Regions from separate parts of the Homo sapiens genome. Here regions 1 and 3 are each linked to region 2. The links are chromatin loops, found by intact Hi-C in ENCODE. Cell type or tissue: heart left ventricle. All regions are shown on one strand. Links, peaks and the distances in the headings refer to the core of each region. The heading gives the core; the rest is flanking DNA. Region 1 has its middle 18 kb from the start of NANP. Region 2 overlaps NINL (ninein like). Region 3 overlaps NINL (ninein like).

Evidence for each region. Peaks named below come from ENCODE experiments on the same cell type or tissue, not always from the same donor. Only the 100,000 strongest peaks of a DNase experiment are listed, where the experiment ranks them.
Region 1: a loop joins it to region 2, with 4 times the contacts of the local background. A loop is called at or near these places in 7 of 110 quality-filtered maps.
Region 3: a loop joins it to region 2, with 2.7 times the contacts of the local background. A loop is called at or near these places in 10 of 110 quality-filtered maps.

What each region holds. Positions count from the first base shown.
Region 1 is chr20:25,603,204-25,607,847 of GRCh38, reverse strand. No RefSeq gene overlaps it. Among named protein-coding and RNA genes, the nearest start is that of NANP, 18 kb to the left of the region's middle. RefSeq lists an enhancer at 4,569-4,644. In heart left ventricle, for the core only: no CTCF peak of the experiment used is centred there; no DNase peak of the experiment used is centred there.
Region 2 is chr20:25,538,058-25,542,701 of GRCh38, reverse strand. The region is part of intron 1 of NINL (ninein like); the gene reads left to right. Among named protein-coding and RNA genes, the nearest start is that of NINL, 45 kb to the left of the region's middle. In heart left ventricle, for the core only: a CTCF peak has its summit at 2,289 (motif pointing right); no DNase peak of the experiment used is centred there; H3K4me3 peaks cover 1,979 bases; H3K27ac peaks cover 336 bases.
Region 3 is chr20:25,489,024-25,493,667 of GRCh38, reverse strand. NINL (ninein like) reads left to right here. Exons shown (of 24, transcript NM_025176.6): 11 at 2,143-2,317; 12 at 3,683-3,793; 13 at 4,344-4,424. Among named protein-coding and RNA genes, the nearest start is that of GINS1, 84 kb to the right of the region's middle. In heart left ventricle, for the core only: no CTCF peak of the experiment used is centred there; DNase peaks (open chromatin) are centred at 2,367 and 2,797.

The sequences.
Region 1 (4,644 bases), core at 421-4,420, 65 kb before region 2:
TGACAGTTGACGGAATGGTCACAAATCTCCATTTATTTGACATATGTATTTAATGAAGAAAATCTTTCTTGAGTACATTTACAAACTCCAGCAGTGACTGTCATTATGATGGAAAATATTCACGTTCTGTTCCTTTTTTTTTTTTTTTTTTTCTTGAGACAAGGTCTCACTTTGTCACCCTGGGGTGCAGTGGTACAACATGGCTCACTGCCGCCTCACCTCCCAGGCTCAAGCAATCCTTCCACTGCAGCTTTCCGAGTAGCTGGGACCATAGGTGAGCGCCATTACGCCCGGCTAATTTTTGTATTTTTTGTAGAGACGAGGTTTTGCCATGTTGACCAGGCTGGTCTCAAACTCCTGAGCTCAAGGGATCTGCCCACCTTGGTCTCCCAAAAGTGCTGGGATTACAGGCATGAGCCACCATGCCCAGCCAGAAAATATTCTTAATACAGTTTGAAATATGCCTTTACTTGGAAGGGCTTTTTTTTTAAAAAGGATGCTACAGGCTATTTACTGAATACAGTGCTGAAAGCATCTATCACACAACGGAAAAAATGGCAAAAGTAGCTGTAGTCAGTAGAAGAGGGACTAGAAGACAGCAATAGAAAATCAATTACTTATTGGGCCAGGCATGATGGCTCATGCCTGTAATCCCAGCACTTTGGAAGGCTGTGATGGGAGGATCACTTGAGGACAGGAGTTTGAGACCAGCCTGGTCAACATAGCGAGACCCCCATCTCTTTAAAAAAAAAAAAAGAAAGAAAAAATCAATTACTTATTGTTTCGGTAATCTATTGCTGAAAAAGAATACACACACCCCAAAAGTTAGTGTATTAAAACAACAAAATCACTTATTGTGGCATCACCTGGAGTACTGGCTTGTCTGAACTATGCAAAATGGCCTCACTCACATGGCTGGCAGTTCATTCCGGCTGTTGACATGGGTCAACGTGGATTATTACACGGGATGGCTGGAACAACCGGACCGCTCTCCATGTGGTCCAAGAGCCTCTCCATGGGACTAGCTTAGGTTTCCTCTCAACATGGTGGCTGGGCTCCAATAAGGAGCATTCCAGTTGGGCAACCCCCAGCGTATAAATACTTTGAAGCCTCAGTTTGCATCATGCTTTCTAATATCTTTTAGCAAGAGCTACTCAAATAAACTATTACACTTGTGAATGAGGTAGGTACTGCTTTGGTTACATAATTGGGCAGGGAATAGTCCCAAGAGAGACAAGACGTGAGGTAAAGATAAGAAGGGAAATGTTCCCTCAAAGTGAACAAGCAAGAGGCATTCTGGTATATCCTGAGATATCCTTTATTATTTATGTTTCCACTGATATTCATGATAATGAAATAAACCACTGAGCTCATGTTCTTGTCTAGAAGAACAGCTGCTACATTTGATGTACTCAACCACTAGCTCTAGCTCTACAGTTCAGTTACTTTTTTTTTTTTTTTTTTTGAGACAGAATCTCACCCTATCACCCAGGGTGGAGTGCAGTGCTGTGAACATGGGTCCAGGCAGCCTAGACCTCCCTGGCTCAAGTGTCCTCCCACCTCAACCTCCCAAGAAGCTGGCACTGCAGGTGTGCACCACTGCTTCTGGCTGATTTGTGTATTTTTTGTAGAGACAGGGCTTTGGAATGTTGCCCAGGCTAATCTCAAACTCCTGGCTTCAAATGATCCTCCTGCCTCAGCCTCCCAAAGTTCTGGGATTACAGGTGAGAGTGTGAGCCACTGAACCTGGCCTCATTACTTCCTTTTTTCTTTTTATTTTTTTGAGACAGAGTTTCACTCTGTCGCCAGGCTGGAGTGCAATTGGCTCACTACAACCTCTGCTTCCTGGGTTCAAGCGATTCTCCTGCCTCAGCCTCCTGAGTAGCTGGGACTACAGGTGCGCACCGCCACGCCCAGCTAATTTTTGTATTTTTAGTAGAGATGGGCTTTCATCATGTTGGCCAGGATGGTCTTAATCTCTTGACCTCATGATCCGCCCGCCTCAGCCTCCCAAAGTGCTGGGATTACAGGCGTGAGCCACCGTGCCCAGCCCTCATTACTTCATTTTATACCAGTGATTTTTATTTGAGTCGCTGCTAAATCGAGAAATCTAGGAAAAGTTATGGACCTTCTTCCGCCCAAAATTAATCTATTCACATAACCAAACATTTACATATTATTTTAGGGGTCCACCAAATTCCCCTTAACCCCCCACAAGTCCATCCATAGACACCTCTATGAAATACAACCCTAGTTTATTCCTTGGTGTCTACCACCTTTTTATACTGGCCAAGTTCTTAATAATTAGGGATGTCTGTGTCATCTTTGTACGTCTCCCAAGCCTGAAATCTGTGCTTAAAAATGTAATAAATAATAAAATAAACTTTGAAAACAACACAGACAGTGCTTTACTGAGTGTCCAACAGATGCCACTAAAATAAGATATTGATGCTGCTTCTCCGGAAACAGCTGTTTCGTTTCTGGGAATTCCTGGGCAAACCCCTCCCTCTGGGAAGGATGAACACAGCTCAGATGCTCAGTACATACTGAGGTCAGCATCCGTCCACGGGTTTTTTTGTGTGGGTAGGTTTTTTGTTTGTTCATTTTTTTGAGACAGAGTGTCGCTCTGTCACCCAGTCTGGAGTGCAATGGTGTGATCTCTGCTCATTGCAACCTCCGCCTCCTGGGTTCCAGTGATTCTCCTGCCTCAGCCTCCTGAGTAGAGTAGCTGGTATTATAGGCGCCTGCCACCACGCCCAGCTAATTTTGTATTTTTAGCAGAGATGGGGTTTCACCATGTTTGCCAGGCTGGTCTCGAACTCCTGACCTCAAGTGATCTGCCCTCCTCGGCTTCCCAAAGTGCTGGGATTACAGGCGTGAGCCACTGCACCTGGCTGAGTTTTTTTGACTAAAAATGTTAGTGTCCACAGTGTTTTTAACAGTTTTCTAAAACCTTCACTGCAATGAGGAAAGCGAAGCCCAGACTGCTGAAACAACTGGCACACGTTCCTGCCATGGTGGATCAGCGCTGCCGGCCCTGCCGGCCCTGCTCCCTCCTGGTCTGCCAAATGCTATGCTTGCCCCTGCCCATGGGAACTCCCCAGGCAGCATTAGATACTGTGGCAGGTATTTAAATTTTGAGGGTCACATTTGGAACACCAGATATAAAAACTAGAGAACAATGTACTAGATACACGAGTGTAACTAGTGTGCTGAACAAGGATGCCATGAGGCGCAGTGGCTCACTCCTGTAATCCCAGCACTTTGGGAGGCACTTTGGCAGGTGCATCACCTGGCATCAGGAATTCAAGACAAGCTTGGCCAACATGGTGAAACCTCATCTCTACTAAAAATACAAAATTATAGGTGTGGTGGCACATGCCTATAATCCTAGCTATGCGAGAGGCTGGGGCAGGAGAATCATTTGAACCTGGGAGGCGGAGGTTGTAGTGAGCTGAGAACTTGCCACTGCACTCCAGCCTGGGCGACAGAGCAAGACTCTGTCTCTAAATAAATAAATAAACCACGGAATTTAGTGGAAATGAACTTTTCGGTCACCTGCTATCCCTTTCACATCTACTCAGAGTGGGAAGTTTTCTCCTGGCAGTGGACTGAAGGGAGATGTGGACGCCAGCCTTTTCTGCTCAGTCCTAGGAAATTGTCCTGTGATGACTTGATGTCACAAACACCATCCTGGTGCAGACCCATGGAGGGTTTAGCCCAGTGGAGGCGGCCACACTTCGGGCTTTGCTCTAAGGAGAACTAATTGCACCTGCCTGCCCCCTCAAGGCCTGCCTGACACAGCCACCCTGTGGGGGTGTGGGATGGTTGGCGTCTTTCTTCCACACTCATCTCCTCTTTGCAAGTTGGGGGTGAGGTGGGACGCTGGGCAGGGAAGTAAGTTCTCGCTTGGGACTTCCTCACCAAAGCCTGGTTTTGTCTTGAGTTAGCTCCATAGCCTCCAGCCCCAACCTGCCTCCCATTGGGCACTTTCAGGGGCTCTTGTTTTCTGTTTTTTTCTTTGCCCGGCTGACACCTTGATTTCCCTTTTTTTTTTTTTTTTTTTTTTTTTGGAGATGGGGTCTCACTATGTTGCCCAAGCTGGTCTTGAGCTCCTGGCCTCAAGTGATCCTCCTGTATTGGCCTCCCAAGGAGCTAGAAGTACATGCGTGAGCTATTAGGCTTGGCTTCAGGGGCTCTTTAAAGACCTCTGGTAAACCCCCTCCAGCTGCAGCTTAGCTTGTGCTTCTCCAGTGGGCTGTCTTCTGGCCCTAGGTCTCAGGCAGGCCCCTCCACCACTGGTTCTCACCACTGGACTCCCCTTTGTCTTCTGGAAGGGACCCCAGGTCAGCCTCTCTCCCATGTCCTTGCCCCTTATCAGTGAGAATGGAGTTACATCCCACCCACATCCTTCACGCCCCCTACCACCCCTGCCATAGGCCCCTTGAACTTTCATGCTTTCTGCAGAAAAGGCATGCCAACCTGTCTCTGGATTTCACCACTGGGTCGTCCCATTCTCTGGGTTTGGGTGAAGGAAGGAGTTCCTCTCTCACCCCCTGAGAGAACAGCAGCCACAGGCTGCAGTAGCTCTCTCTCCAAAGAAATCCTGTAATTCCCTTCCTCTTCCATCTGCAGTTTCTCCAC
Region 2 (4,644 bases), core at 541-4,540:
TTTTAGTGAAAGCAAGTTTATTAGAGAAGTGAAGAAACAAAAGAATGGCTACTCCATAGAGCATCTTCGAGGGCTGCTGGTTGGCTGCTTTCAGAATTCTCTATTTGCCTTTAAGGTTTGACCATATGGCTATAATGAGTCTCAGTGTGGATCTCTTTAAGAATATTCTTTTTGGGTTTCTTACCTTTTGGATCCAAATATGCATGTCTTTCATCAGATTTGAGAAGTTTTTGGCCATTTTTTCTGTGAATGTTTTTTCTGCCCCATTCTTCTTCTTGGTCTCCTCTGATGTGTATGATTGTACACTTGACCTTTAGACTCTGTTCATTTTTCTTCATTCTTCAAATTGTGTAATCTTTCCTGTGTGCAGTGACTGAAGTTTCTGTTCTTCACAGTCAGCCAGTGACCTGACAAAGTTTCTCCCTTCCCAAAAGGTATTCCCATCCCTTTATATATTCTGATAGATGCTTTTGAGGGAAGCTTCTGTAGCCCAGGAAGGCTGAATGCAAGGCAAAGTCTGCTTCATTCCCTAAAGGAACCACTAGACCAACCAAAACCCTGAGCCCATGCTTTGGAGGACAGGGTCCCCACTGCCCACTCTGGCACCAGCCAGACACCCCAGGAGTGCAGGCTGCTGTCATCCAGCTCTAGGGCAGCAGGAACAAGGGCTGAGGAACAGGGATGGTAGCAGGCCCATAAGGATCTGAAATGATTCCAGAGTTTTGAAATAGTTGATTGCAGTTGCTCAGTAGTTTCTGTGGGAACGTCTGACCCCCTAGAGCTTCCTGCCCTGCTGGTGTGCACAGTGTCACTCCTCCCATTGTTTTTGATCATACACGGATGATTCTTGTCTTATTACAGCTATTACAGTGGTAGCTGCAAATGTGCTCTTCTAGTTCTCTCATTTCTTCTATTTCTGTTATTGGCTATTTCCAGTAAAAAAGAGGAACTATTGCTTTCTTTACAGTAGATTTATGTTAGAAGTTGATACTGATGTTGAGAATAAAGTTTCCTATTTTTGTAATGATATATATAGAAAGAGCTCATTTTATATACATAGAAGTGTATGTGGATAATCTCATGTCTATAACTAATTGTATGGATATTTTGTAATTATATAGATACACATATAAATTTTGCATCTATAGCTATAGTCCTAGCATGAATATAAGTATGTGTGGATATAAAAGTCTTTACATACATTGACATACAATAGGAACTTACAGGATTAGCTGTATATGATTATTTATCTTGGAAGCTATAAATGCCCACCCAGCTTGTAGATGGTTAGAGATGTGTACAGTCCCAGACACATTTGCCTGTATAATGGGGCATGGTAACATTTATTCAGTACTTGCCATCAGGCACGGGTCTCAGTACCTAACATGTTAGCATGCTTAGCATTAGCTCTTTTAATGCTCAGAATGTCCTAATCAGGTTGTTCAGATCACGAAACTGAGGTTCAGGGAGGTGAAGTAATGTGTCCAAGACCACAGAGCTAGAAAGTGGCAGAACCCACATTAAAACCAGAGACTTTGTAAGCAGAGTCTGGCGTTGATAGGTACCGAGGTGTCTTTTTTTAGGAGACCACAGAAAGGTGTTCTAGGACAGTTTTAACATTTGGTATCTTTGTAGTTTTTAGTCTAAAAATCTACTTTGTAGGGAAAGTAAGTATTAACACTTAAATGAGGTATAAGCTTATTTTTAGATTTTTGGGACTGAAACAATAAAAAAGCTTCTTAAACCTTATTTGATAAAAAAAAAAAGGGATAGCTTTTCAAACTTGATTGTTGAGATATTTTGGGTCTGTGCCTGCAAAATAAATAAATAGCAAAAATTTTGAAAAATAAGCGAAAACCATGAAAACACTTAAAGCGGAAGTTAATCCTAATAGCTCAGAACTGCCGGAGTGTGAAGGTTGATTCCTGCTGGCAAGGCCATTGGAAGTAGCACTGAGGTCTGTTCAGCTGGAAGGTAGGCACTGGCTTCAGTGTTTTATTGGGGTTATAACATCTTTCCAGATTAAAAAGGAACACCCTCAAAGGGCTGCCTCAGCCCTGTTCTTTCTGGGCGAGCAGGATTTACAGAGATCCTTGTTGGGAATGGCTTCCCGTTACGGACACTCTGGGTCCCTAGGTGATTGGCACACCTAGGCTGCCTCCGAGTGGTCATGAATCTCTTCTCTGCCCTTAATGCCCGGTGGATTCTGGGGGGCATAGCTTAAATTCCCTCGTCACTGTGCATAAATTAACTAAATTAAATGCAAACCAACACCTTCTCCTCCGGCCTCCAGAGGGCTGCACTGTCCTGCAGAGCGATGACAACGTCATATGTCTCTGGGGCAGCATCCAGTTTGTTTGGGGACAGGCTTTTCCCCTCTGGATGAAAACAGGATTTTCTTTCACTTGGTGGCAAAGTTTATGTTTGTATCTTAAATTAAGCTTTATAGCATTAGGATTATTGAGAGCCTACTCATTCCAGTTTCCAAAAATGAAACTAAGAGAAACTGTTGCTTTTTATCTGGAATATTGCCCTCAATTTTGTAGCCAGCTGCTGAATGCTGGCCAGATTTTCTGGTGATTTTGACATGCAAACATTTTATGCAGATGTGGAATACCAAGGAGTATTAATAATTCAGTTTGCATGAAGAAGAAACTGAAGAGGCCTCTGAACTGCGCAGGTAAACAGTGTGTATTATTACAGTGAGCTGCTTGTTGTGAGGCTGCACTGAGGCGCCTGCGCAGGCCTGGGAGCCCCCGGGAACCCGCAGGGGTGTGCAGTGGCAGTGCTGGATGAATGTCTTGGTCCTGAGAGTTCAGGGAAAGCTCCGTTTCTTTCCTCCGCCCCGTGGGTCTGTGGAAGGATGATAGAGAAGGGGTGTCCTTGCCTCTGCCCTCACACAGAGGCTTTGGGGAGTCTAAACAGAGGGCTTTGGGTGGGCGGCTCACACGCTGTGGGCTCCCTGGGGAGAGTTAGGGCGGCTTTCTCCCCTCAGTGTTCTGTCATTTGCATTGGTTGTATTTCCAAGTAGGGAGGGAGGGGAAGGCCGATTTGCAGCTAGGCGCCTCTGGAAATAGGGTTTGAGCAGCATGAAACTGGGATTCTGGGCACCTGTACATACATGGGACGGTAGTTCTGGTGTCCTTGGTGGCAGTATTACAGCGTGTAGTGAGTAAGCAGCAGTCTCCGTATGGAGCGCCTGGCCTTTTCAGTCATCGCCCCCTTAGTAGCAGGTGTTTAGTTCACCCTATAGACCGCGAGGCCACAAGTGGCAGGAGCTGGGACTTGCCCAGACCTGAGCTGCCTGCCTTGGCCGCTCAGGGGCCCTGCGGCCTCACAGCGAGGTATGGGCCAGGTTGCTGGTTCTCCGTGGCTGTGGAGTCAGCATTGCCAACCTCTGTTTATCCAGGGTTGTCTTTGCATGGGTCAGGAAGATCCCGCTGCTGTGAACCCTGGCATGTGACCTTGGCCTCTCTCTGTTGACCCTGGCAGCAGGAGCATGGCTGTTCGCTGACTCCTTATCTTTGCTGTCCCAGCTGATGCTGTGAGTGTGCACACAACTGTGCTGCAGGGAAATTGGACACTGGATTCTGGGCATCAGCACTCTTGCCAGGGAGCTGACCCCAGCCCTGCCCATGTTAGTGTACGTTTTGGTAACATTTATCAAGTGCCCACCAGTCACTAAAGGGCAGCACTCATGTCATTTGATCAAACACTGCAGGTCAGTGGGCAGGGCCTCTCCAGCAGCAGCTGACAGCCAAGGTGCCCTGGCTGGCAAGTGTCTTCTGCTGCCACCCTTGGTCAGGGCCTGAAGCCCAGCTCTGTGCTCCCTGACCCTGTGTTCCCCAGCCCTGTGCTCCCCGGCCTTGTGCTCCCCAGTTCTGTGCTTCTCCACCCCTGTGCTCCCCAGTTCTGTGCTCTCCAGTTCTGTGCTCTCCTCAGTTCTGTGCTACCCACCCCTGTGTTTCCTAGTTCTGTGCTCCCCAGCTCTGGGGAGAGTTAGGGCGGTTGTCTTTCTCCCCAGTTCTGTGCTCGCCAGCCCTTTGCTCCCCAGTCCTACCCATCACTGTGACCCTGGGGCCAGGCCATGTCCATGCCTGGGAGCAGAGGCCATGCCATGGTTGGCCAGCCACATATGGCAGCCTAGGACCATGTCTGCCCTGGCTTTGCCCCTGAGAGCTGCCCACCATCTACACCAGGTCCAGGGCATCAAAGGATTCCTTACCCAGAGGAGGCTGGGGTGAGCTGAAAGAACTCTGGAAAGCAAATGTGGGTGTAATTTATGTTGTGGTGGAAGAAAAAAAATATACCATGTAGTGTTTTTACAGGACCTGGCAGACTCCTCCCTTCCGTGGTGGTCCACTGCCCAGGAGCAAGGCCTTTTCATAGGACCACAGGCCACAGCAGAGGTGGGGCAGCCCACCCCTCTCAGCCCCTGCTTTCAGAGGAAGAAGCTGGACAGAAACAGAGCTCCCCTCACCTGGCGACCACAGGAGTCCCCTCTCAGGACAGTGCCTGAGGTGCACAGGCCACGCCTATGCCTCCCTGCCCTTCACTCGGTGACACATGTTCATCTTCCAGTGGCGTTGCGGGGTTGGGATGGGCCAGGGGCGGCCACCAGCATCTCACGCCCTGGTGTCTTTC
Region 3 (4,644 bases), core at 310-4,309, 49 kb after region 2:
AGAGGAGGGACCAAAAGATGCCCCCCGGCCCCTGGGGGAGGTGACCTTGACTTTGTTGCTTAAGACGTTCTCATAGCTCCCTGCCTTCCGGAGCGCACATGAGGCCAGCTTGGATCTCCAGAGGAGACAATTGCTAACATTTAGGAGCTGAAAGTATGTCAGGGAGACCCACGGGGAGCTCCAGGAACTCATTTCCTCTCCCTGGACGCCCCCTCCTTTCTCCTGACGGCTCTGTTGTAAGCTCGGTTCGTCCACCTCTCACTTTCATCCTGAGTATCGGGATCCACCTATCCCTGTTGGTGCCACAGGGATCTTGGTGCTGCCTCTCAGGACCTGAGGGGCTGGGTTCTGACCTCCAGCGACTTCGTTCTCCCGAGCACAGCCTCATCCCAGCCTTGGGGTTAGCAGGGCCCCTAGACAAGAGTGCTCCTTGTGAGACACTTGTGTTCAAAGCTGGAAGTAAGTTGACTCATACTCAGTTTGAGTAACTGAGAACTGATTTGCTTCTGTCCACACGTGTATACCTTGATTCTCTCCCAGCCATTTGGAAAGACTTGTGTGAATTGTCTTTCCCAGGGTTAGAGGATTGGAAACACTCTGTCCTGGAACCTGGTGGAGGGATGCATTCGAGGTGCTAAGCTGCAGCCTCAGAACCCACGTGGCCCTGAGAGCTTGGGTTTTGTCCCATGAGCAATGGGAGTTATGAGTAGGTTTCTGTAAGTAGCTTTTATTATTGCATTAGGTTTTCCTTATTATAAATGTAATGAGTGATACATGTTTATTGCACACATTTTAGAAAGTACAATTAAAGGAAAAATAAAACCAGAAATCTCACTTTCCCGGGGGTATCACTCTTTACATTGCCTATATATCTTTCACCTTTTTTTTCTATGCACATAATTCTTAAAAAAATGATACCATGTTGTGGCCGGGTGTGGTGGCTCACACCTGTAATCCCAGCACTTTGGGAGGCAGATCACGAGGTCAGGAGATTGAGACCATCCTGGCTAACATGGTGAAACCCCGTCTCTACTAAAAAATACAAAAAATTAGCCGGGCATGGTGGTGGGTGCCTGTAGTCCCAGCTACTCGGGAGGCTGAGGCAGGAGAATGGTGTGAACCTGGGAGGCAGAGTTTGCAGTGAGCTGAGATCCCGCCACTGCACTCCAGCCTGGGCGACAGAGCAAGACTCTGTCTCCAAAAAAAAAAATGACACCATGTTGCATATGCTTTTCTGATGGCCACAGAGCATCTCACCTGGGTCTTTGTGTGGATCTGCCATAATTTATTTAACCATTTCCCTATTTTTGTATATTTCAAAAGTTTTTAAAGAGTAGGCTGATAGGAAATATGTAGCTTTAACACTACCCCAAAAGATTTATGGAGTATTAAATTAGTCAGATTATTGTACTTCCTTCATACTCTTCCCTTTTGAGTGTTGTTTCTTTAAAGTTCTAAGCCAAGATTAAAAGCCCGGGCTCTGGGGCTTAGGTGTCTCGGACTTGGTTATGGGCGTCACCAGGCTTCTGCAGAAGTAGGAGCCTCGCTGGTCTTCAGTCTGGGTAGACGTGGTTTGAGAATTCCAGTGAAGCTGCTGTTTCAGAAAGAGATGAGACTGAGCGTTGAACACTGTTTTTCCTGCTAATGGAAACAGTTATTGTAAAAGATGAATGTAGCAGCTGAGAAAAAAATATCCCCCACCTCTTCCTCAGATTGCTTTGGGAATTCACTGTCCATGGGTTTCATGCTGCCTCCCTCCTTGGGAGGGAGGTGATTTTCATGTGCATTTGGTATCGAAAGTCTTTATCAAAGGGCTGTTACCTGCCATGCACACCGGGTGGAGGGGCCACCTTGGGACTCACCCCAGGGAGCTGTGCTCCTCGCTGTGAGGGGGCAGCTGGTGGCATTTGCCATGTGACCCACCAGATCCCCTTGTCTGGGGTCACCTCCAGCAGCCTGTGAGGGAGGAGCACCCACCCTCAGATTTGCCTCCCAGCATGGGCAGCTCAGCCAAGGCAGGGCGGCCCTGCACGTGCTGAGGACAGGGGCGTTTCTAAGAGGGAGGAGGCTAGGAAGGGGGTGGCGTGGGCCTGGGCAGCCCTGACATGACATGTCTGACGTGTGATGTGTGACATGTTACAGGCATCTGGAGCAGGGGTACCGGGAAAGGCTGAGCCTCCTGCGGTCTGAGGTGGAGGCGGAGCGAGAGCTGTTCTGGGAGCAGGCCCACAGGCAGAGGGCCGCGCTGGAGTGGGACGTGGGGCGCCTGCAGGCTGAGGAGGCTGGCCTCCGCGAGAAGCTGACCCTGGCCCTGAAGGTAGGGGCATCCCCAGGGCATCCAGGAAGCTGGGGGGGTGCCTGAGCATTCCCCACACCCACGTCATCCTGGTTGAGGATCCAGATCCACACCTGCCAGTGCCCTCAAGCTTATGTTTCAGGGCAGGGCCCGAGGGAGCACCTGCTGCAGTGAGGAGGTGTCCCACTTGCTGCAGAGCAGAAGGGGTCCTGGCTTGCCAGCAGGACATTGCCCCTCCTTCCCCACCACTCCCACTTTCTGCTCTGGGCCAGGTGGACCTGAGGTCAGGGAGGGCCAGCACCCGCAGCCAGCACTGCTTCAACCCCAGAAACCAGGAACACCCATGGGGGCAGCAAAGAGACCAGAACCTAAAGCCCAGCCTGCCCGAGGCTGGCTTTGTGGCCTGGAGCTGATGGGGTTTGATGGGCTTTGGTGAGTGTCTCACAACTGTCCCCTGATACTGACTCCAGTGAGGCATCGCAGCGGGACAGAGGTGCTGGCCCTTGCTGTGCTGGTCCCTGCTCTGCTCCTGCCTGTGTCCTCCTCTCCTAACTCCCCACACCTGCCCCACCTCCCGGGAGGAGAGGCTGGGCAGCCTGAGCCCCCCAACAGCCTTGCTCTCCACCCTTCTCACTGCAGTCCCCCACCGTCTACAGATGCTGCCTCCTCCCCTGGCAATGGCTGTCTGAGCTGTCCTGGTACGATATCTGATCCCTGGTTCAGGAATGGCTCTGGAAGGATGCCTTTTCTATAATACTTTTGCAATGCTTTTGTATTCCCCACCCTTTCTTTTTTTTTTTTTTTTTTTCCTTGAGATGGAGTCTCGCTCTGTCGCCCAGGCTAGAGTGCAGTGGCATGATCTCCACTCACTGCAAGCCCCGCCTCCCAGGTTCCCACCATTCTCCTGCCTCAGCCTCCTGAGTAGCTGGAACTACAGGCTCCCGCCACCACGCCTGGCTAATTTTTTGTATTTTTAGTAGAGATGGGGTTTCACCATGTTAGCCAGGATGGTCTTGATCTCCTGACCTTGTGATCCGCCCGCCTCGGCCTCCCAAAGTGCTGGGATTACAGGCGTGAGCCACCGTGCCCGGCTCTCCACCCTTTCTCGTATGACTCATGGCCTTTCTGAGCACAGGGTAAGGGAGGGGACAAGAGAAGTGAAGACGATGGGGTAGCCACAGTCTGGGTGGGCTCTGGCGTCTGTCCTGGGAGGGTGGGGGACATCCCCGGCACAGCCGCCTGCACAGCACCAGGTGCCTCGCCTGCGGTGGGTGGGGGTTCTTTCCTGATGCCCAGTCCTATGAGAAGCAAGCCTCTCACCTCCATCCTGCACACATCCCCTCCGTCCTGCAGGAGCCTGATGAGCCACTGGCCTGTGTCTCCTAGGAAAACAGTCGCCTACAGAAGGAGATTGTGGAAGTGGTGGAAAAGCTTTCGGATTCGGAGAGGCTGGCCCTGAAGCTGCAGAAGGACCTGGAGTTTGTGCTGAAGGACAAGGCGAGTCCCTTTGCTGACAGTCTGCCTCCAGAGGGGAGGGCCTGCTGGGCAGAGTGGGGGTGGCGGGGGTGGCCAGGGAGAGATGCGGCAGGTCACAGAATGCGGTATTCTCCTAAAATTTAGAATGAAGAGAAAGTCAGCATGAGGCCTTCCCTCTGCTTCCTCTGCATGACAATGTGGGGGGCCGTCTGCCCACACAGCACAACTGCTCACTAGTGACAGCCCTCAGTGGTGGGGGGCGTGGAGGGAGGGCAGGGCCTTCCCTGGGTGTCACCTAGGGAGGAGGATGGGGAGAGGGGCTGCCCAGGGTCAGGGTCTGGGCTCCAGGGATGAGTGTGGCCACCTTAGATCTAAGTCTGGAAAATCCTTCTGTCTTGTGACCTTCTAGACGGGGGAGTAAGGAGAAGGAGGGGGGATGGCGGCTATACCTGGAGATGCAGCGCCTGGTGTTGGCAGAAGCTGGGCAGGTTCTTGGAGCCCAGGGGCTGGAGAAGCAGGTCCCCCTCTGGCCCGAGGCCCACCCGTGACTTCCTTTGTGTCTGCCTTTCAGCTGGAGCCACAGAGTGCAGAGCTCCTGGCCCAGGAGGAGCGGTTCGCAGCAGTCCTGAAGGAATACGAGCTCAAGTGCCGGGTACGTGCCTGCTCTGTCTGCCTTTTAGTCTCATGTCCAGGCTCTGGGTCTCCACACGCAGGTGGTCCACAGTAACGCAGGAGTGTCTGCTCCAGGGAGAGCCTCTGCTTGCGGCCATGCTTGACCATGGCCTTGCCACACTCCTAGACTTAGGGTTCCCTGGCTCTCGTTGCCACCTATCCTGAAGGCCGCCTCTGTGTGTCCAGGGACCATGCAGGGC